Regions from separate parts of the Homo sapiens genome. Here region 1 is linked to region 2. Evidence: read pairs that join two places in POLR2A ChIA-PET (ENCODE). Cell type or tissue: Panc1. All regions are shown on one strand. Each heading gives the region's core, and the rest is flanking DNA. Links, peaks and the distances in the headings are about the cores only. Region 1 overlaps DST (dystonin). Region 2 overlaps DST (dystonin).

Region 1 (12,295 bases), core at 2,409-10,408, 95 kb after region 2:
TAATACTATCACTGAGTAGTCTTACAACAAGTTGAATTTGAACAGACCATTGTATCACTTTACTAAAATTTCCTTATTTCCTTTTCTCGAACATTTGTGTTTTTTCAGAATTTTTATTTTCCTATTGTAAGCACTCTGATTTATATTCTCATAGTTACATTTTGTACATAATATGATTATAACTTCAGAATAGATTTTAGAAGTAGATTTGCTGGGAAAGGTCGTAGGTATTTTTAGGGCTTTTTATGTATATTAACAAATTGTTGTACAGCAGTGTTGTCCAGTAGAGCTTTGTTTTAGAGCAGTGCTGTCTGACAGAAACTTCTGTGATGATGGGATTATTCTATATCAAATTATTCTAAAGTAGCGCTGTCCAGTAGAGCTTTGTTCTAGAGCAGTGCTGTCTGATAGGAATTTCCGTGATGATTAGAATGTTCTATTTCTCTGCTTTTCAATATGTTAGCCATTAGCTACATGTGACTGTCAAGCACTTAAATTGTGACTAGTGCAACAAAGAAACTGAATTGTTAATTGTATTTTGCTTTAATTAACTTTGGTTTAAACTTAAATAGGTGTATGTGACTAGTGGCTACAGTACTGAACAACGCAGGTCTAGAAAGTTTAAATTAAATTACATTTTCATCAGCAATATGTGTGTCTGTTTCTTGTGTCCTTTTCAACATGAAATTTTTTAAAAAATAAAATCTTGGCAATTTGGTAAGTTAGAAAGCTTTATCTGTGTTACTTTATATTATTATTTTTTGTTAGTGAGATTGAGTACCTGTGTGCATTACATTTTTATTGTTATTTTATTATTTTTTGGAGACAAGGTCTTGCTGTGTCACCCAGGCTGGAGTACAGTGGCGCCATCATGGCTCACTGCAGCCTTGAGCTCCTGGGCTCAAATGACTTGCCCACCTCAGCCTCCCAAGTAGCTGAGACTACAGGTGCATGCCACCATGTCTGGCTAATTTTTGTATTTTTTTGTAAACACGGATTTCATCATGTTGCCCCGGATTTCATCATGTTGCCCAGGCTAGTCTCCAAATCCTGGGCTCAAACAATTTGCCTGCATTGGCCTCCCGAAGGGCTGGGATTACAGGCATAAGCCACCACACCTGACCCTTGGGCATTACTTTTTAAAAAATTGATTAACTGTCTGTTTTTGCCTGCTTATGTATTAAAATGTTAATCTTTTTCTTCTTGCTGTTTTTTCATAATAGTAACATTTGTCTCATATTGCGTATATTTTCCCTAGTTGATATACTTTTGTTTACATTCAAGTTATTCTAGAGAACATAAATACTTTTAATAAATAGGACAAACATTTTCAAAGAAACTTTAGTTATATTACAGTAGTTTAAAGGGGGTTAGGAATGAAGAATGAGGAGAAAAAGAGATGAAGAAAGAGACCGAGACATATCTTACCCCCAGGGAAAGGATGGAGAACATCTGAATTGTGGTAGAAGAGGAAAGAAGACCACCAAGGAAGGAGAAAGAGGTAGCCCTGGAGGCAGAAAGGAGAGAAGAAGGAAATAAGAAAGTAAGGAATTGCTGTCTAGAAGTAGGGAGGAAGAAGATAGTGTAATACAGTTTTGAATGCTAGCTTTAGGTGTTGGATGATTATCATTCTCCTTTGAAATAATAACTTGATGAACCACAGCATTCCAATTGCTCTTTCTCCTTAAATCAGAAGAAAACTTTTCTCACTCTTCTTTGTGCTGTCTATAGGAACCAGGGCAGGATCACTGTCCACAGTAAAGATCTAGTTGGGGCATTTCTTTGTTGTACAGTTCAACACAGGAATCTAGGAAAGAAATAGCATAGGCCAGGCATGGTGGCTCACGTCTGTAATCCCAGCACTTTGGAAAGCCAAGGTGGGTGGATCACTTGAAGTCAGGGGTTCGAGACCAGCCTGGCCAACATGGTGAAACCCTTACTAAAAATACAAAACAAACAAACAAGCAAACAAAAAAAACAAACAAAAAAATTAGCTGGGTATGGTGGCGCATACCTGTAGTCCCAGCTACTCTGGGGGCTGACGCAGGAGAATTGCTTGAGCCCAGGAGGCAGAGGCGGAGGTTGCAGTGAGTGGAGATCATGCCACTGCACTCCAGCCTGGGTGACAGAGTGAGATTCCATATCAAATAATAATAATAATAAATTACTACTTAATATTAATTAAGCAGAATAATTAATGTTCAGCCAGAGTCTACTTCAAGCCAAAAAGTCTCAATTTAGGCCTTGCCTTTTGTCAAGACTTTAAACTATTTGCTGGGTAATCATGAACAAGTCTTTTATCCTCGTTAAGTCTTGGTTTCTTATTCTACAAAATGGGAGTAACCCTTCCTCTTATGGCTGTGAAGAGCAAATGGGATGTACATATGGTAAAGGGCTTTGGGAAATTCAGTGCAAGGACAAGGCTTACGTTAGACAACTTCATGGTGGTGGTGGTGGTGATGAGGGGTTATGGGACAGAGGGGCAGAGGGCATTTGTTTAATGGAGGAATATTGGTAAATGCAGTACTGGGAAGAGACCAACCTGACAAGCAGCTCTTTAAACACTTTCTTACAGATAGCCTGAAGTTGCCAAAATTTAACAAGAAACTTTGAATACACTGAAGCATATCTTTTAAATATCTCATTTTTGTTTATATTCATGATCACAAAGTCATCTATTCATAGATTTTACCAACCTTATCTTTATATATATTTTTTCCTTCCAGATGAACGGGACAAAGTTCAGAAGAAAACATTTACAAAATGGATAAATCAGCATCTCATGAAGGTCAGTTTTTATTTCGTTCACTTCCTGGAATTGTTTGGAATATTTCAGTTTATTTTGCAGTAATTGATTATATAGCTCTGAAGCACAACTTTTGAAAATCATCTTGAAAGTTTAAATTCTAGAGAATTTTGCATGCATTTTAGGCATCTATAATTATTTGGTGTGTGGACGGTGGGTAATGATGGAGGTGGATAGGTAAGTACCCAGTGATTTCAGTGCATTCTGTGACGTTAGTAAAACCTGTTACTATTGGAATCTATAAAATCTCAGAAGTTTCAGAAATCTGTAAATATTTATATGTTAGTGCATGGAAAAGCTACATTTCTTAGTAAGATTTTTTTTCTCTCTCAAGATTCAAACCAAGTTCTGGCCTCAGGTTTATGTGGATGGCAGAAGGTTAGATGAGAATAAAGATATTGTAGGGACAGAAGTCTAGACTTATTATATTCTTATACTTAATTTAATCCAGTGATTGGTGCTTATGTCTAACTTTCTCTATGAAGCAGTTAATGGTTATGGTTCTTAAATTAATATTTACTTGTGTACCATGGGTAATTTTGAGAATATAAACTATCCAGAAAATAGATAAACACAAAATTTGCATGTAATTTCGTGGAGTTATTGGACCCTATTGAAGCCCTTCTGTAAATCTTGTGTAAGGAACCCTTAGGATTTCACAATAAACTATTGGTCACTTCCCCTTTCTCCCACCTTTTAAGGAGAGCCCTAAAGTTGAAATAGGTCATGTTTCTATTTGGAGTTTTCTCACATAGAAATGTTATTTTAAATGTGGTTATGTATTCTTAAGCTAGCCAACAAATCTTATTTAAACTATCATGTAGCTTAAGAGTGGTACCAATAATGTAAATTGCGTTTAGTCATCTTCTATAAAAGTGATTTTTATTTCATGGATGTATCAGAATTACCTTAGAGGTGTGTCAGTCTTGTCTCTCTCACCACTTGACAGAACCTTTTTCTCAAATTCTGATAATATCCCTCAGGGAGGGCACATCACGCACTCTCTGGTTGAGAATCACAAGCGATAAAAGGTTGAAACCCTCTGCTTTGTGAGGAAATATATTGTGAATTCTGACGCAGCATGCGGCAGTTCATCTGTCCTCTCTCAAGCTTTTCTTTCATTCTGCACATACTTTATGGGAGAGGATCTCTTCCTTACAGGCTAGGACACTCTGTAAAGTTTGGGGTGTGGATACTGTAATAAGTTGCCTGGAGTGCTGACTCAGGCTAGGGACGTGTTCCCTGTCTTTTAAATAATTCTTAAAAGTTTTGCCTTTTCTAAATTTTTATCTTGTTAACTTAAATTTAATATTATTCACTTATTTCCCCCTGTTTTTTTCACCCTTGTTGTGACTCCAAGAACTATTCTTGTTTGTCCTATTCCTTTGGACAGTGAGGTGCTTGAGAGGTTAGTCTCCAGACAGGCCTTTCTTTACTGGATTCTTTTTTTTTTCATTTTTGTAAAAGGTATATTATGTTAATTTTGAACAAATTAGCTTTGAAAGGAAAACATCTTTTGCAAGGTTATCAGTCTGTGACATGTACACCAAACAGAGGAGCAGAAGAAGCCTCACCTTTGAGGTCAGGTAAATGGTGGTGTGTCCAGGCTTTGCAATTCATTATTTGTGTGAACTTAATCTCTTTATGCCCTCATCTGTAAAATGGTGGTAATGCCAGCTTGGTGTGAGGATTTAAATGAGATAGTCTAAATAAGCATAAAGCATAGTACTTGGCATATTGTTAGGCACTCTATAAATGAGAGCGTATGGTGTAGAAGGGTGGATTGACTTGGAAGGTGTCAGACAAAATTGTGAAGTTAAGTGTAAGTTGCTTTTGGTGCCCATCTGCTTCCCTTATCTGTGTCTCTTTTTATTACATCAAGTACTTTTCCTTTTAGTTTATTCATTTTAGAAAAAGCTACAGTTTGGGGTTCAGACTCTTTTTGAGGAGATTGATAGGTGTGTTGCCTCTTTACCTTAGAGTTCTGCTGGGACACTGAAGAATGGCTTACCTGTGGTAATCCTGTAGCTGTGCTCTCCTTGCCCCCTGCCTACCCCTCCACAGATTTTTAAAGGTTGATTTGGGGGCCTGGAGTCCTTTTTAAATCTCCTTTTCTTCTTCTCCCACACATTCTTCTCACAGAAAGGGAGTCAGTGAACACTCATCTTACTTCTGAAAGGTTGGCAGCTTTTGGACCTCAAAGTTAGTTTTACTTAGAGTCACACTTGGAGGGCATCTTCAAAATCTTCTGGTTCTGTTCCCTCGTTTAAAAGTAGGGGAAACTTGCCACAGCTGCTACTGGTAGAGCTGCACTTGAAGTCGTGAAATGAGAATATGAATTCAAATGAGACGCTGTGTCCAGTGTTTGACTTCTTTGAGCACTGCAATAGGTTGCAGATCCCAGCAGGTTCCCCTTGGATGTGGGGTTGTGTTTACTTTTCTTAACTTATTGTTTCAACTATTTGCTAATTTTTGTGACTTAGGAAGTTGTGATTTATGTAGCTATAAAAAAGCATATACACAGTGCTCAGGGTTGATACTGGCGTGGTCAATTTTTAAAAGTTTATATAACTGGCAAAAGTAAACATTGTGGAGCTTTTAAATGATTGTATAAGTTACTGTTACATTTATGTGCATAAATATTTTCTTCTTAAAATATTTGGTGAGGATTTTTTTGCTCTTCGATACAGTTTCTTTTGTTGTTTTTTGCTTATTTCAAAAGCATGCTCATTAAAAGGAAAAAAGTCAAAATTATAAATGTTTCTGGAAAATCAGTTAGAAACACAAAAGCAATTATTAGAAAAAGTTTTCCTGAAAACTCTGGCACAGAAGCTTGAAAAACAACCCATGATGTACCAAAATTAGCGATACTTGAAAAAAAGCCATAACTGGGGGATATTCCTTTTCAACCAAATGGCTGTTTAGGCCAAATTGTTGTGATGATCAAATTGCTTTTAACCAAGTGTATGCCACTCTATATTTTCAAACCATGGTCTCATTTATCTTTAAGCTTTGCATATGCTGCTTCCTTAGAAGAGGGTCCTTTTCGATCTCCACTTTCATCTGGCTGATTAGTGAAGAATTAACTAGCACTTGTGAACTAGAACCCATTAAAATTAGGAACATGAAACCTGATTAAAAATTTCAAGATTTTTAGTTCTTTGTTTTAAAAGTCCTTGTTTATCCAGAAAAAAGCAATCTCTAAAAATATTATTGTTTAAAAAGTTAAATATTTGATTTGTGACATCATTTGTTTTATTATATCATTTAAAATATCTAGATAGGGTAACAATGTCAAATATTAAAGCAACTTTATAAGAAAACAAAATTTTCATGATTATTAAATTCTTTCTAAGCCCAAACTTGCAACTTATGTATAAAAAGGTAAAGTAATCCTGAGACCAAAAAGTTTGAGAAATATTACTCTATGACTGTATGTAATAGGTTATTTATTGCAGCACTGTTATAACTGCAAGAGGTTGGAAATGACCTACATGTTCATCAATAAGAGATTGGTAAAAATAATTATGATACATCCAAACAGCGAAATACAACATTAAAAAGAATCAGGAGCATTAGGCCAGAAAATGAGATGAAACACATCAATCTCTTATTGATGGTTTCACTGAGTAGGAAGAGGTAAAACCATCTCTATTTGCAGATGATAGCATCTTGTTTAAAGAAAATCTCAAGGAACCTAGCATAATAACTACCAGAATGAATAAATGAGTTCAGTAAGGTTGAAGCATACAATATCAGTATTTAACAAACTATTGTGTTTCTATACACTTGCAAAGAACAATCCAAAAATGAAATGAAGAAAACAATTCTGGGCCAGGCACAGTGGTGCACACCTGTAGTCCCAGTTACTTGGAAGACTGAAGTGGGAGAGTCTCTTGAGTCCAGTCTGGGTAACGTGGTGTGACCCTGTTTCTTAATCTTTTGATTATCAAGGAAAATTCAGGATCAGGTCAGAGAATATTTTTCACTCAACAGTCCAGCAGATAACACTAAACTCTGTTTAGTCTCAGTGGATGACACCTAGCCCTCAGCCTGGCCTTCAACCACTGCTGCTCCATCTCGCTTTCCCACTGGCATCCTGGTGCCCTGCACACCCCAGCCCTGGGCCAAGGCTGCTTGAGGATGGGCCCTGAGGACTTTTAAAATGTAACCTTTTCTCCAGAAAAAAGTTAATATGGCCTTATTTTGTATTTTTCAGGCTAAAATTACATTTGTTTAAAGCAAATCGGCTAATTAATTAAAACTTGTATTTGTTGGTGAGCAGACATCCGTGGCTTTTTTCCAGATGTATTTAAATTTTAGTGTTCCGGTAGTTCAGTTGTATGACTAAGCCTGCCCTTGAAACTGATTGTTCTATTAAGAATGTTTTCCTTTTGATTCATCATTCTTCAGAATACTTTTAAGAATAAAGTGCAGTTAACACACAGATTATTTACCTTGCAAATCATGGTTTCTAGGTAAATTACTGGTGTCAGGAACATTTATATATTATTCTTTAGCATAATTTAAACTGCAGAACTAGAGTAAGAGCTGGTTGTTATTGGAAATACCTGTGTCTTCAGTTAGCTAAATTTTACCTGGAGAATTGTTCCAAAATATAAAATTGATGACATTCTTTTGTCATTTACAACATTTATTTCTGCCTCTTCTACCTATGACACTAGGTACTCCCTCTTTATATTAGAGGGTTTTATATAACTACTTGTTGTTACTCATCATGTGCAATTTGCTGTCTAGAAATTCATAGGACAACAATATGAGAAATGGCACCTATGAGTTAAGTACTGATTTAGCTTTTGCTTTTCTCGGGGAATGGGGTGGGGGACAGAGAAAGAAGGAAGGACTTTATTTTCTGAAGTATGTTAACAGCTATCATTAGAAGACTCCCTTTAATCACTTACTTGGGCCTGGAATTAGAACTTGAGCCATGAGAGACTGTGTTTAGGAGGAGTAGTTTAAGGGGATAAATGATTTTTAGGGGAAGATTGGAGTCCAGAGAAGTCTATATAATGTGGTTTCCTTGCATAGGATCCATCTAATTGGCAATTTATGGTGGAAATATATTCTTCAATACTGATCAGCTATATTTTAAATTTATTCCTTCACATTTGAAAGAGGATATTTGGTCTAAATATTTTTTCTTTTTGTAAACTTTAATTTATTGACACATAAATGCATTTGGAGAGGAAGAGGCCCTGGATGCCATTGTTGGACACACTCTGTTTGTTAGTCATCTACTTGGTTACTGCATGGGAGACACCCAACTGACTATCACAGATTTTATCACTGTTCCATCACGACTTTGGAAAGCTTAATTTACTCATGGCGCAGATATTCTTTGCCCACATAGTGAAGTCAGTGACTTCATGACTCCACCAAATCAATCACACTGTTCTTTATTTTCTGATTTGGTGGCGGGAAGATAATATAAATCCTCAAGCTGAGAACACAGTGGTATCTTTTAGAGAACAGAAAAAAAAGCTCTATTTCCTCTGTGGTTTTGACCATTGCAAAGTGATCGAGAATAATTTCACATCTGTGGGCTCAGATTAAATAGGGGAATTTTTTTTTTTTTTTTTTTGAGATGGAGTTTTGCTCTTGTCGCCCAGGCTGGAGTGCAATGGTGCGATCTCGGCTCACCGCAACCTCTGCCTCCCCGCAATCTCCGCCTCCTGGGTTCAAGTGATTCTCCTGCCTCAGCCTCCCAGGTAGCTGGGATTACAGGCATGTGCCACCACGCCCAGCTAATTTTGTATTTTTAGTAGAGACGGGGTTTCTTCATGTTGGTCAGGCTGGTCTCGAACTCCTAACCTGAGGTGGTCTGCCCGCCTCAGCCTCCCAAACTGCTGGGATTACAGGCGTGAGCCACTGCCCCCAGCCAAAATAGGGGAATTTTTGAAGCATCAACTTTATAAAGGGCTAATGAAAAATACTGCTTGGTAGAGTGTATTGCTTTGGGTTCTTAAAACCTACAAATAAGACTTTTTTCCCCAGACCTTAGATTTATGTTAGTAGTTCCTAAACTTTAGCCTTATCGAACTCACTTGGAAATATTTTAAACTTTAAAAAGTTGCAAAAATAAAGTAGTACAAGGAACACTGATAGACTGTTTACCCAGATTGAGCTCTTGTTAATGTTTTACCTAGTTTGCTTTATTATTCTCCCTTCCCCAGTCGTGTGTGTGTGTGTGTGTGTGTGTGTGTGTGTGTGTGTGTACTTTTTTTATCTGAACCACTTGAGGGTAAGTTATATATACCATAATCCTTTACCTCTAAATACTTCAGTATGTATTTCCTAAGAATAGGGTTATTCTGTTTTGGACCACACAGTTAGCAACTTCATAAATTTATATTGGTATAATATTTTAATGTCTGTATTTCAGTCTTGTTTGTTGATCTTTTACATCATCCTCTCTTCCCCGAGGGCAAGGACCAGTTCAGGGTCAGGTATTGCATTTAGGTGTCATGTCTCTTTAACCTGCTTTATTTGTTTATTTAATTAATTATTTTTTTTGAGACAGAGTCTGGCTCTGTCACCCGTGCTGGAGTGCAGTGGCGTGATCTCAGCTCACTGCAACCTCTCCCTCCTGGATTCAGGTGATTCTTGTGCCTCAGCCTCCTGAGCAGCTGGGATTACAGGCATGAGCCACCATGCCCAGCTAATTTTTAGTATTTTTTAATAGAGACGAGGTTTCAATATGTTGGCCAGACTGCTGCCTTTGTCTCCCTAGGTGTTGGGATTATAGGTGTGAGCCACCATGTCCTGCCAACCTGCTTTAATTGGAAACAGTTTCTATAGCCTTTTTGGAGACTTGTATGAAATTGACATTTTTGAAGAATACAGAACAAGAATTTATTTATATAGAATGGAAAAATGGATTAATAGCAAAATATCTTTTGAACCTAAAATTATTTCATGACAAGAAGACAAACTTTTTGTTTTTTCTTATGAGGGCCATTTAAGCAATTATAAGTCATTTTAGTGTTTGTTGATAAAATTGTGAACTATCTTTTCAAATTAAGAACACCAAAATTTTATTCAGTAATTCCCTCAAATAACTTTAGTTCTATCTTGTGGTCAACTTATAGTTTTTCTTCTTCTTGACTTTCTTATTCCTGATTATCATTATTACTACCACCACTGTCAATGCCATTTATTGAGTGCTTATTATGTGCTTGACCCTGCACTAGATACATTACATACATTATCTGATTTAATCCTTATTTTATCAGTGAGAAAACTGAGGCTCAGGGAGGATAAGTTATCTGCCCAACATGAAGTAGCTAAAATGTTGGCAGAGCTGAGATTTAGTCCTTCGTCCTTCCTGGCTCCACAGAACTACATCATGCCATTGCATTATGCCAAAATATAAAGACACAGAATCTTGAATCATGAAGAAGAAATGGAGACAGAGAAGTAGAAAGAAAGCAATATGCTAGGGCACATGGCCTCTTTGCTGTGTTCTAATTTCTTTCAGCATTCCCTCATATACTCTATCTTGGCTGGTATGCCCTGGCCTTGTTATGTAGCCATAAATTTCTATTTGCATTCTTCTTCAATCAACACACTAGGCAAGAGTTTAGAGATACAGATAAAAGTATGCAAAGAAGCCAAGCAGCATTCCTGAGGGTCATTGTTTTAGCTGGAAAAGGGTAATTTCTAAAGCGTTTTCAAAGAAGAAAAAAAATTACACTTTGTTCAGTGGTGCTAACATATTCTAAATCATGTTGTACAGATCTTCACATTGGAAGTGTGTGTGTTCTGTGACAGGTCTCAGTTAATTTAGAATGTTTGTTTTTCCAAGGTTGAGGATGTGTGCCCATGACATAGCCTCAGGAGGTCCTGACGAAATGTGCCCAACGTGGTCCGGGCACAGCTAGGTTTTATGCATTTTAGGGAGACATGAGACATAGATCAATATGTGTAAGATGTACATTGGTTCAGTCCAGAAAGGTGGGACAACTCAAAGTGGGGAGGTGGCTTCCAGGTCACAGGTAGATAAGAGACAAATGATTGCATTCTTTTGAGTTCTGATTAGCCTTTCCAAAGGAGGCAATGAGATATGCATTTATCTCAGTGAGCAGAGGGTGACTTTGAATAGAATGGGAGGCAGGTTTGCCCTAAGCAGTTCCCAGCTTGACTTTTCCCTTTAGCTTAGTGATTTTGGGGCCCCAAGATTTATTTTCCTTTTACAGTTCTGTAGTAGGAGGATTAAAGCACTAGACTTGGTTTGTTATTCAAAACTAGACTCAAAGCTGCATAAGGACAGGTTATATCTGTTATAAGAAACAATGCATCTGCGGCCTCTAGCATATTGTCTGATACACTGCTGTTTTCCTCAGACCGTACTAAGGAATTTGATGTGTAATGAATGAATATGAAACTAAATAAAGCTTTTTTTCCCACTAGTATACTATATTACTTCTATGATGGAGAAGTGAAAGGCTTGCTTTGGTAGGAGTGAGATAAACGTTAGTCTGCAGGAAAAGAGAAATAAACTTATGGTGACTTTCTTCTTATAAAGCTAAAAAGGTCTATTTAATTATAGGTATAGAAACTGAGGCCCCAAGTCCAACAGGTTGACCAGTGGGGTCCAAGTTAGGATTCATTCTTCTGACTGCTATGTTCTGTCCACTGGATAAACCAGTTTCTCCATTTATAGCTAGGTAGTAGGAAGTTTACTCATATTCATAGGTGAGATTAATTAATTTGCCCTAAGTTACTAATTAGCTTTGCTGTTCTTAACCACTGTTGTCTTATTGTAGATGTAGCCAGGTTTCTTTGAAGGTCTAAGATATTCTTTTCCATAGAATCAAATAGAAAACCCCATTTCCAGGCTCTAGTGAGGGTTTACCATATTGCAAACCTGAGGGAGAATTCAGAGACTAGTTTTAGTCTGACAGAGGGACTGACAGAGAAAGACAAATAGCAAAGGAAATGAAACCTGTAATCAGAGAGGTAGAAGGCCACTCCTTCCAGGGAAGGAATTGGACTTGCTGAGGAGTTTGGAAACTGAGTCATTTGAACCTAATATAATATAGAAGAAATTACTGTGTTGTGAACATTTAAAAGAGGGCTGACTTCAAAGGGAAGCTGTTGAAGCTGGGAAGGCTATTGCGTATTTCCAAAAGTGTTGAAATTCATACCTGACTGGATGGCACAATGCTGTTGATGTACAGTGTTAATATATTCTGATGCTGTTGTTTGCTTAAATATATTTTTATCAAAAAATTTCAAGTAATCTTGTTTGTGATTAAAAAAAAAACTCTCCTGGAAAATCCACTAGGTTTAAAATTTAAGGAACCCATGGCATTCATTAATATGTCAGTTTTTGCTGCTGCATATGTATAGAGTTCTTAACATATGGAATGGGAGCTTTCATAAGTCATTCTTAGAGGCCTGAAATTGCATTTCCTTAAATGGGTGAAACTTGTTACAATGTAGAACAAGAACTGGTCTTGTTCTCAG
Region 2 (12,295 bases), core at 1,894-9,893:
TCCCACAACACCTGGAAATTCAGGATGGGATTTGGCCAAAATATGTCAGTGTCCTTTAAACAATCTCAGAAGCTCTAACAATTTAACTACTATAGATAATGTGTAGTCTTTATACTTTTTCTTTGAACCTTTTTGGAAGGTCTAAAGCAGGACTGAAGGATTCTAAATTACAGAAAGCAAGATGCAAGGATGCTTTAGTTTTCTTGTGGAAAAAGACCTGTACTTATATATCCCTTTCCATTTAGAAAACTATATAGAAATTTAAATTTGTGCTTCAGTAGAAGTAAAATACTGTAAATGGAATGAAATACTTTTATAATTAGCATTTTTTGAAAGCATTCAAGCAGCATTGTTCCCAACCTTTCTCATATTTCTAGTCAGAAATTAATTGATCATATGCTTCAAGTGAACACATTACCATCTAGTATATTCTCTATTCCCTCATACCCATCGTATTTTGTACTCAGTCTTTCCCTGGAAAAACTGGGAAGAGATGAAGGATTTAGAACCGGGAGAAGCAGATCTTCACCAGTTTGGAACATGTGGTTTAATTCCAAATACTTATTGATCCTATACATTAAAATATGCTAAGGAATCAGGGCCTACAGAAGGAAGAGGAACACAGGTTTGTAGCCTCTCAAAGAGCAGAGTTTGGTGACGAAAGTGGACCAGCTACACTCATTATATGTGAGTGCTACACAAGAGGAGTGATACGAGCATCCAGGGGTTTCACAAGCAGGGCTGGCATTTGAAGGAAGGCAGAATTTCAGTGGGAGCTGGGGAAGGGAGAGGCTTTGTGTTATGTGTGGGTGGATGGTGCAGACAGAGATTTTTCTTGGTTTTACCATGTCATTTGGACAATCTGACCTTGCATTTCACCTTTTGCATTCTAGGAAAAGTATTATCACAAAATTGAATTACTACTTTAATATAAACAAGATAGATTTTGCTTATACATAACCGGTGTTGAGTTGAAGATTTTATCCTCCATTTTTAAGAACTCTGCTTTATCATACATATGTTATGAAACCTGAGGGTTTAGTACTGAGAAATAAGTTTTAGCCATGGCTCAGCAAATGTAAAGATTGGATGTGACACTCTTAATATGGTGTAGGAAACTCTCAATTAGATTGATGATCATAATAATTTTAGCACTTTATACTTTTTTTTACATATATGATACAATTTGATTCTTATAACAATTCTCTGAGATGGGTAACATAAGTGCCAGTGCCCTTATTTTATAGGCAAGGAAATCAGGCTTCCATGATTGCATTGACTAGGTGGTGGACTGGGGCTAGAATTCTGGTCTTCTGATAGCCAGTCTAGAGAACACCATACTGTAGGTAATTGTGGCTCATCCTTATATGCAGTCAAAGTTATCATTAATAATGTGGACTATAGGTAATATATGTGGTGAGAAGTAATAGTCTCTGTTTAAGTAAACAGCAGTTGAATATTGCTGTTGTTCTGGAATTACAGTCCATAGTTAGGAAGAAGTATGGCTTACCTTTTGTTTAATGTGGTTTTGGGCTACCACGTCCATAAACTTTGGTGAAAAGTTCTGTTGCTGACTGTAGAGGATTTAGTTACTTGAGGGAAAAACTCCATTATTATCTCTTGCTTTCGTTGTTAATTGAAGTGGCTCTTAAAATTAGAGGGTTGTACATTTAGACAGAAAAACTATCCTGTTGACTAAAGATGTAATTTCTGTAGTACTCAGTGACAAAGGAGGAACCATGTAAGTACTTGGGGAAAATATGGAAAGAAAACTTATGACATATACTTGGTAACATTTTTGGAAAATAAAGAAGTGGACAAAAGTAGACAAAATGAGTAAAAATCTGTAATTCAATTACCTATATACGTTAATTTTATGACATATGTCCTTTTCCATTTCTTTTTTCTCCATAATATATAACATTTAAAAATTGGGACTACTGCGTGTACAGTTCCATATCCTGCAGATGCACTTAATATATCACAGCATTTTTTAATGCCATGAAATATCATTTCAAACCATTTTCATGACAATGCACAATGTGTGGTAAACAGTCTGATGAAACATTTAAGCAGTTTTGTATCCTGACAGTTTTTGGTTAATATTATTACATTGGTATTTTTCCATGTAATTACAAGCTTCAGAAACACAGTTTTTCAAGATAAGAAAGAAGTCATATGGGTGACATAAACCAATTAGCAATTAAATATTTATAAGATAGTGCCTAGTTCATGATTAAGTAGATTCTTGAGTTATATATCCAATTAAGAAATTCTAATCACTATGAATTTTAGAAATTCAACAATAAAGGAAGCAACTACTAGTACTGAGGAGACCTGATTTTCATTCCTAACTCATGCTAAGTAGCTAGTTTTGGATGGCTTATACATGAAAATGAATGATTGCCAAGGTTCTTTATCATCCTGTTATACCTGCCTTAATTAATTACTTCATTATTTATTTATTTCTTGAGTGTTTCTTGTGTGCCAGCAACTATTTTAGATTCTTGGGGTGCTAGACATAAAAAAATTAATGGTCTTTTATATTTTTAAAAAGAGTTTTGAATGTATCACTTCATACTGATATGATCTGGTTACTTTTGACATCATTTTCTGACATACTTTCCATTGTTTATGGCATACATCTCATTTATTATTTTGGAAATGATCACCACATTCATGGTTTTAATTTTTTGTAGAAACTACTATTGATTCCATTTGAAAACCCTTTTAAAATGCCTTCCAGCCTTTTGATATAGTTTGCAATCATTTATTGCATTTGTATTTCATTACTTGTGCTAGGCTTCAAGACTGTATTATTTATTAATGGTATTCAATCAAGGAGTACTTTGGGGCATTAGATTTATCTGTAACATTGCCAAGTCAAACTTTGGAAGAAACTCACACTTTTAAAAGTGTTTTTACTCTCATTACATGTATTAATGATATGTAAACTTTAAGTGTGTGCAAATGGCCTCTTTTGAGAAGTTTTAAAGTTACCTATTTTGTCACTATGTGTTGTTCTTGCATGTCTAGGTCAGTATTTCTTTTGTGTTTGGCTAAGTGATCACCATATACATGCAGTTTTCAGGAAAGGCCTAAATGTTGTCCCCTCCAAGGCTCCTTTTTCCATTTCCAGTTAATGGAAGATTTTTTTCATAGTACTTTTAATTCCACTTTAGCAGTGAACTTGAACAAGCTATTTCTGGTTGGCCATTTCTTTCTCCAAGATTTTTAAACCAGTGTTCTGAGTCTTGGGGGAACTACAGCTTCAAGACTAGGGACTGTGGTCTTCAGCTTTGAAGTGGCTTCATTCTGGGGGATTAGTGAAGCTTTCTAGATTTGTTTTTCCCTTCTCTTATTCTACCCTTCCCCTCCTCCCCATTAACAGAACTATAGGATAATATAGGGTACAGAACTATAGAACTACTCTTGGGTAGTTCTGTTTGTAACCCTGATTCTGCTCTCCCACCTGCCCAGCCTTTGAGAATTACCATTGCCTGTAGGGAAAAGATGTAAACATTGAGTATGCTGATTTTCACTTATTTCATTTTATCCTCAAGAAAACTAAAGTCCAGAAAAGGAGGGTCAGTAAAGGAAAAAGCAAGCTCTAAACTAAGGTCTCCTGATTATTAGTTCTTCACATTGCTCAGTCTCCTTTGTTTCTTACTGGTGTATAGAAGCTGCTTTCACTGGCTATATCCAAGTTAATGAAAAGTAAGGGCAAGAATCTAGAAGAAATGAGTGGAAAAAGTGAAGCAATAGCAAAGACAGAAGTAGTGATATCAGTGTTATTCTTTACATGCAATAAGAGGAATGCTGAGGTTTCAGTGTTACCATTGATGTTTCTGTATTTTAGGGCCTTGCATTATGTTGGTGATAGTACATTGCATGCAGCAGGCTATCAGTGTTCTGGGGCTTTAAGAAATATATTCAGACTAATATAAATCGGCATTATAACATGGAACTAAAATATTTCCCACCTTGAAGAGTTGGATGAAAATTTGGCTGCTGCTCTTGGATTAGTGTGTTGCTCTCTGGCTGTTTCCTAGTTAACTATAAGATCCAGGCTCCGGGGAGGCAGATCTAGGCCACTGACCACCTCAGCCATCACCCCTCCCCATGGCCTGCATTTTGAGAGTATGCTGGATCTGGATCCTTCCCATGTGCTCTGGATCAGGAGTGAATAAAGGAGAATGTGATGCTACATGCATCAGTTCTAACACAGCTAGAGAGTAGGAGCATCAGTGGAAGGCATGAAAGGTTTGATTTGATCTCACCTCAAATGGGCATATGGTGGGTCTCTGTGTATGTGTGTGGGGGTGGGGTACAAAGAAGGAAAAGTACAGTGAAAAAGGGAAAGGGAATGTATCTCCTGCTGTTTCTGAGAGTTTGGGAGACAGAAGCTTTTAGATGAATGGTAGCCCAACTCCGTTTCTTATCATTTGGGTCTCCACACATATATTTTACATTCCCCCCAACTCTTCCGCCCCTGCTTAGTTCTATTTCTTCTGGCTGTCCTGGTGTCCTCAGTTCCCTCTATGCTAACAGCAGGTAAATGCATGGTTGGGAAGGATGTGATTTGGAAAGTGTGATTCTAATATAAACATGCCTACAGTTTATTAAATATACTTTTTATAGCTCCACCGTTCTATATTCAATTTTTATTCTAGATTGACTACAAAATGTCAATATATGTTTTACATTGATAATATTGTTGCTATTGTTTTACCTTTTTTTTTTTTTTTTTTTTTGAGACGGAGTCTCACTCTGTTGCCCAGGCTGGAGTGCAGTGGCACGATCTCAGGTGACTGCAACCTCCGCCTTCTGGGTTCAAGTGATTCTCAGCTTCCTGAGTAGCTGGGATTGCAGGCACACACCACCACGCCTGGCTTATTTTTGTATTTTTAGTAGAGACGGGGTTTCACCATGTTGGTCAGGCTGGTCTCAAACTCTTGACCTGGTGATCCACCCGCCTCGGCCTCCCAAAGTGCTGGGATTACAGGCGAGAGCCACCGCGCCCGGCCCTGTTTTACCATTTTTTAAATTAAAAATGTAGTTGTACATTAGCCTGGATGACCTAACCTTTACTTAAACAGCATTTTTAAGAGAAAATGTGTTATAAGTTGGTCGTTTGGAACTGACAAGTGAATTTCTATAGCACAGGCCATTAGTTAATCGGAGATACATTTTTGACAGTGGGCAAGCCTAAGAGAGATTTAAAGGATTTTTTAAAAAACTAGGAGTAGTTTTTTTAAAGTTAGAAACTACTTTTCTTGTTACAGTCTTCTAAAAGCACTTATTATAACATCCAGCACTGGCAAGAACATGGGGAAACAGTGCTCTCGTGCACTGCTTTTGAGAATGTGACTTGTTACTGTCTTTGGAGAAAGGATGCTGCTGAAGACACATCTACTCCTTGACCCAGCAGTATTTCAGAATCTTTCCTGTGGGTAGAATTTAAGTGCAAAGATATTTATCGTGACATTGTTTGTAATAGCAGAATACTGGAAACATCCTGAATGACCAGGAATAGGGAATAGTTGAATAAATTTTGATATTCAAATGTTAAGCAACTAATAAGTAATATGAATTAAATCTCTAAATATTGACTTCTAATATCTCTGCCATGTAGTTTAAAGGAAAATTAAAAGGCACATGATTATGTGTTTGGCTTTCTTGTAAAAAAAGAAAAAAATTCTATATGCAAACAGAGAGAGCTATGAAAATAGAGAAACCAAACTTAAGAGTGGTTAGCTCTCAAGAACAAGTTTTCTTTTCATCTCTGAATTTGACATTTTAAAACATATTTATTACTTCTATAATAAATATAAATACCACCACAAATAAAGTAGAAAGTTTAAAATAATAAAATTATTAAATATTTTCATGCATATAAAATATTGCCAGTTTTTGAGAAAAGCTTCTTCCATGTGATTCTGACAGGTATAATTTATAAGCAACATTGTGGGTATTAAGTGACATTGACTTAATAGACCATCTGGTACTTTCATAAACAATTTATAGACTTATTGTTTGTGTGGTCATTTATGGCTGAGGTGGGCCATTATGGCCCTAGCTATTATTTTCAGTGTCTGATTTGATCATACACTTGCAGGCTGTCTTTCTAGGCAAAGTACAGTGGGATGAGAAGACACTGCCTTGCATAATTCAGACATGTGTAATATTGGTCCCTAAGAAGGGCCATCCTAAGCCAAAGGATCCGTTTGTTTTGTTTCTTATCTAACTTTACTTTTTTCATTCATTTATTTAATAAATTATATATAGTGTTATTGAGTGCCATGACATATACAAAGATGAAAAAAGATGATGTTGCTTTCCTTTAGGAGATCTCAGTCTGTTGGGGAAAACCAGCATGGTTTGTCACAGGACAATTAAGGTGCTGTATATGCAGTACAAATGAAGTACTCTAAGAGCCACTTTCTTAAACCCTTTACCTGGTGAGCCCAGTGTGTTCTGTACCCATTATCTTGTTTCACAGTTTTAATTATCTGACAGTAGGGATCAAGAAGTTTTAGTCCTATATAGTACAACTTCTTTTTCTGCGAATTGTAATAGAAATTAACCCCACAGTTGTCAGGAAATACCTGATACTAAGAGATGATATGGAAATAGTAGGGAGATTAGAGAAAAGCAAGTTGCATATTTGTTTATAAAAACAGAAGATAGAATACTTTTGATATTTGCAAAAGCAAGTTAGAAAACTACAGAAATTTTTTTTTTTTTTTTTTTTTTTTAGTATTTATTGATCATTCTTGGGTGTTTCCCAGAGAGGGGGATTTGGCAGGGTCATAGGACAATAGTGGAGGGAAGGTCAGCAGATAAACAAGTGAACAAAGGTCTCTGGTTTTCCTAGGCAGAGGACCCTGCGGCCTTCTGCAGTGTTTGTGTCCCTGGGTACTTGAGATTAGGGAGTGGTGATGACTCTTAACGAGCATGCTGCCTTCAAGCATCTGTTTAACAAAGCACATCTTGCACCGCCCTTAATCCATTTAACCCTGAGTGGACACAGCACATGTTTCAGAGAGCACAGGGTTGGGGGTAAGGTCACAGATCAACAGGATCCCAAGGCAGAAGAATTTTTCTTAGTACAGAACAAAATGAAAAGTCTCCCATGTCTACTTCTTTCTACACAGACACGGCAACCATCCGATTTCTCAATCTTTTCCCCACCTTTCCGCCCTTTCTATTCCACAAAACCGCCATTGTCATCATGGCCCGTTCTCAATGAGCTGTTGGGTACACCTCCCAGACCAGGTGGTGGCCGGGCAGAGGGGCTCCTCACTTCCCAGTAGGGGCGGCCGGGCAGAGGCACCCCTCACCTCCCGGACGGGGCGGCTGGCCGGGCGGGGGGCTGACCCCCCCACCTCCCTCCCGGACGGGGTGGCTGCGGGGCGGAGACGCTCCTCACTTCTCAGACGGGGCGGCTGCCGGACGGAGGGGCTCCTCACTTCTCAGACGGGGCAGCTGCCGGGCGGAGGGACTCCTCACTTCTCAGACGGGGTGGTTGCCAGGCAGAGGGTCTCCTCACTTCTCAGATGGGGCGGCTGGGCACAGACGCTCCTCACCTCCCAGACGGGGTCGCGGCCGGTCAGAGGCGCTCCTCACATCCCAGACGGGGCAGCGGGGCAGAGGCGCTTCCCACATCTCAGACGATGGGCGGCCGGGCAGAGACGCTCCTCATTTCCTAGATGGGATGGTGGCCGGGCAGAGACGCTCCTCACTTTCCAGACTGGGCAGCCAGGGAGAGGGTCTCCTCACATCCCAGACGATGGGCAGCCAGGCAGAGACGCTCCTCACTTCCCAGACGGGGTGGCAGCCGGGCAGAGGCTGCAATCTCGGCTCTTTGGGAGGCCAAGGCAGGCGGCTGGGAGGTGGTTGTAGCGAGCCGAGATCACGCCACTGCATTCCAGCCTGGGTACCATTGAGCACTGAGTGAACGAGACTCCGTCTGCAATCCCGGCACCTCGAGAGGCCGAGGCTGGCGGATCACTCGCGGTTAGGAGCTGGAGACCAGCCCGGCCAACAAAGCGAAACCCTGTCTCCACCAAAAAAATACGAAAACCAGTCAGGCGTGGCGGCGCGCGCCTGCAATCGCAGGCACTCGGCAGGCTGAGGCAGGAGAATCAGGCAGGGAGGTTGCAGTGAGCCGAGATGGCAGCAGTACAGTCCAGCTTCGACTCGGCATCAGAGGGAGACCGTGGAAAGAGAGGGAGAGGGAGACCGTGGGGAGAGGCAGAGGCAGAGGCAGAGGATATTTTTTATGTAAGTCTTTTTAATACTTCTGCTGCTTATCATGGTGCTTGGCATATTGTAAATACTCAATAATTATTTTTTCTAAAAAGGTTGAATGAATTTCTACTGCAGGTTTTGGGCTTTTAAGATTTTCTGAATTCAGTTTCTTAACCAAGCTAACTCTAGATAATAGTTCCAGTCAAGTACACTACCTTCACTAATTTTCTCCCAGCAATTTAAAAACTGCCAAGCAGATGAAGTTTGAAGTAAGTTTTGTAATTTTCAAGAATTATACAGGCCAGGTGTGGTGGCTCACCCCTGTAATCCCAGCACTTTGGAAGGCCGAGGTGGGCGGATCACAAGGTCAAGAGATCGAGACCATCCTGGCCAACATGTTGAAACCCCGTCTCTAATAAAAATACAAAAATGAGCTGGGTGTGGTGGCGTGCACCTGTAGTCCCAGCTACTAGGGAGGCTGAGGCAGGAGAATTGCTTGAATCCGGGAGGCGGAGATTGCAGTGAGCTGAGATTGCGGCACTGCACTCCAGCCTGCCAATAGAGCGAGACTCTGTCTCAAAAAAAACAAAAAAAAATTATACACATTTCCTTATTTCATGCTACATAATTTCTTTACGTGGAAGATAGGCAAAATGAACTGTTGCCATAGTGAAGGACAAAATTCTAGAGAGAAAAGATGCAATTTAGATAAAAGTAACATAGTGCTGGAACATGTGGAACAAAAATACTGAGGGGAGGCTCAGAATAGGAGTGTGCCTTTAGACAACAATGGCAAAATTCACGGACAGACTTACTTAGAAATTTGTTGGGAACTCAGAGAATAGTGTTGTCCCAGGGTGTTCTTTGTTTACTTTAGAGATAGTGTAGGCTCACCACCTGTAATCCCAGCACTTTGGGAGGTCGAGGCAGGTGGATCACTTGAGGCCAGGAGTTGGACACCAGCCTGGCCAACGTGGTGAAATCATGTCTCTACTAAAAATACAAAAAAAATTAGCCAGGCTTGGTAGCGGGCACCTGTAGTCCCAGCTACTCGGGAGGCTGAGGCAGGAGGATTCTCCTTGAACACGGGATTCGGAGGTTGCAGTGAGCCAAGATTGCGCCACTGCACTCCAGCCTGGGTGACAGAACGAGACTCCTTCTCAAAAAAAAAATAAATAAATAAAATAAAATAAAAATAAATAAATAATAGTGTAGCTTTTTTTTTAAAGTGGCTGTATATAGTTCTAGAACCTCTAAATATAAAAGGTCTAGAGGTATACTGCTAGGGTCAGCACATATATAGCAACTTCAGGTAACAGGAAATTTAATGTTACCTATTCTATCATTTTAATGATTTATTTGAGGATCTGGGAAATTTTTGTTGCTGTGAACTTTTACTTTTTACTTCAGAGGCAATACTCTTGATTCTGCCTACTCCTTTCTGATGGTTCTTCACCTGGCTTCATACAGTTTCTTTACACACATATACATGGTACTCAGGTAAGAATGCAACCCCTTGCAGATCTCTGGGATTTGCTTTTGTGCAGTCTCTTTTGGTTCTCTGCTCTGCAAATTCTAGTTGTCTTGACCTCCTCAGATGAACTGTCTCTTCACCTGAGGGAGAACTGCTGCCTCCCCCTGCGTCCCATCCCCTCCCTGGTTTCTTCTTCCTGTACCATATCCTGGAAACTCTCCAGGCAGTAAGCTGAGGGTAATAGTAGGACTCACCTTGTCTATTTCTCTTTTCTCAGAGATGACACTCCCCTGTGCTGCGTGTTGTTTATTGCCCCAAAACTGTGATTTCATAAATTTGTGTCTGTATATTTAGTTATTTACAGTGGAGAATAAATCCCGTCTCTGTCAGTATCATGCTCAGAGGTAGAATGTCCTCCTTTTCTCTTTAAATAAAATTCACATGTACATAAAATTTGCATGAATTTTCTTTAGAATTAGATAGACTATAGAAATGTTGTGGGCTTATAATCCGCAAAGTCTTTAATATACTCTCTATCCACATCTCTCTTAATAAACGTGGATAAAGTGCATATTAAAGACTTTGATGAAAGTCTTTGATGGAAGACTTGGATGGAAGCTCTGGACTGAGCTTGGTGATGGTATAGCAGGGAAAAAAGTCTAGTCTGAGTTCATGTATTTGCCTTTGTGTTAAGCTAACCCTAAAAATATTAAAGTTGGGTCATAGCTGGATAATTAAGACATGATAGGTCAGATTTCTATATTTTCCTACTAATGTGAATGTTCCTATGTGATATTTAAATTTGGATCAGTTTAGTAAAACTGTTTTCATAGGGCAGTCAGAGAGGAAAGATTCTTTTTGTAGTGACAGTACATTTATTCTGAATGATAATAGGGCAGAATCATAATGCCAAGATTGTATAATTTAGCTCCTGCATTTTATTTCTGAGAAGAATTAGGTTCAGAGATATTCAGCTCATAGAACTAGTTAGTACTAGAGTTGGAGCTGGAGCCCAGTTATTCTCATTTCTGGTTTAATGCTTTTTCCACTTAATCATGCTGCCCAGAGAAAGTCCTTGTACTCTTTAAGCCCCCAGACATATGCAGTATACTTCTACCTCCTGGTCCTGAACACATAGGGTGAGTCTTGAGGGCCCAGCCAGCTTGCTTCCTTGCAAGCTTCATTCTGTGCTGTGTAAACATTGCCACGAATTTGACATGAATCGAAGTACTTAGCTGATCCCTTTGAACACATTATTTATGCCATGTATTGCACTAGATCCCAACAGAAGACATGCAGTGAGTAATTGGAGTACCTGACCATTATTTTGAAAGTTAATATTTGTGTTTCAGCTAGAGTGACTGTGGGCCTGTTTGATATTGACTTGAGTTGCTAAGTAATGTCAGAAGGTCAAAACAATTTTAAGAGATGTGTGGACTGTATCTGATGACAGTTTGGCACTTAGCTTTTATCTCCTTAAGGTGGCCTCCATATTGAAGCATGGCAGATTAGCCGTGTTATTTTAAAAGAATACTGAATCTGTTGGGCCTTGGCAGTTTGGAAAGGCAAGGCCTCTGTCTGGTGTAATTGTAGGCAAAGGTATGTGGTCCTTTAGGGACACATTTTTGAAAGGGAACCTCAGCTTGGCAGTCAAGTTTGTATACACAGCAACGTATAGGGAGAAGAAGTAAAGATAACTAACATTTAGATTTGTCATCCTTTTTTTTTTCTGTGAAAAAGAAACTAAAAGTAAAAGAAATTAGAGATAACTTGTAATAATCACTATAATAATAGGCAGTAATGTACTGGTAAGTATTTGGCAACCAGCTATTTGGGGAAAAACTCTTGATTTTATAGCAGTTTTTCATTTTCTGGTGTGAATACTTTTACTATGGCTGATTTCGGGTGACCAAGTTGATGTCACTGCGTGCAGAGTTGGGAAGAGATATGCAGTAGCATATCTATATCATACAATATTTCCACTATACAGATGGACTAGATGTAAACAAACTCGTGTAAAGATAATAGCAAATGTAAAGAAATTAGTTAAGTGATGAGTTTTGAATATTTATTATCTTTGTTGTTGGTGTAATTTATTTAATTGAAGGCTGATGTAATTTAATTTTTAATGAAGGCTTTGCTTAACAATTGGCTAACACAATTGTGAAAATTCAACAGTCCACTCTCAAGTTGTTATGAGTTGGCTCTAGCATACTACTGAAAACAGGTAACACTTACAGAACATGTACACTGCCTTCCAAGCATAGTATAAGTGTTTTCTGTGAATTATGTCATCCTCAAAGCAATGACTTGAACTAGGTACTTAAAGTATCCTTATTTTGCAGTTGCTATAGTTGAATCACATAGTGGTTAAATAACTTACCTGAAGTTACGGTTTGAAAACGGCAGAGCTGGGATTCTAAACCAGGCCATCTGTTTCTAGAGCCTATGCTCTTAACCAGCTTGCCATACTGCCTGTTGAGGTTACAGATATTCTTGAATGTGAGGCAGTAGTAGCTATGATAAATTTTAAGTAAATTACTCATGGTTCAGAATTATTTTATGACT

What was found. Peaks named below come from ENCODE experiments on the same cell type or tissue, not always from the same donor. Only the 100,000 strongest peaks of a DNase experiment are listed, where the experiment ranks them.
Region 1: POLR2A ChIA-PET joins it to region 2 with 15 read pairs; 3 of 35 experiments call an interaction of 5 or more read pairs at or near these places.

What each region holds. Positions count from the first base shown.
Region 1 is chr6:56,725,721-56,738,015 of GRCh38, reverse strand. It overlaps DST (dystonin), which reads left to right. Exons shown (of 104, transcript NM_001374736.1): 5 at 2,727-2,788. Among named protein-coding and RNA genes, the nearest start is that of DST-AS1, 110 kb to the left of the region's middle. In Panc1, for the core only: no CTCF peak of the experiment used is centred there; DNase peaks (open chromatin) are centred at 7,175, 7,687 and 8,115; H3K27ac peaks cover 7,673 bases.
Region 2 is chr6:56,819,966-56,832,260 of GRCh38, reverse strand. The region is part of intron 4 of DST (dystonin); the gene reads left to right. Among named protein-coding and RNA genes, the nearest start is that of DST-AS1, 18 kb to the left of the region's middle. RefSeq lists a silencer at 11,064-11,264. In Panc1, for the core only: no CTCF peak of the experiment used is centred there; no DNase peak of the experiment used is centred there; H3K27ac peaks cover 600 bases.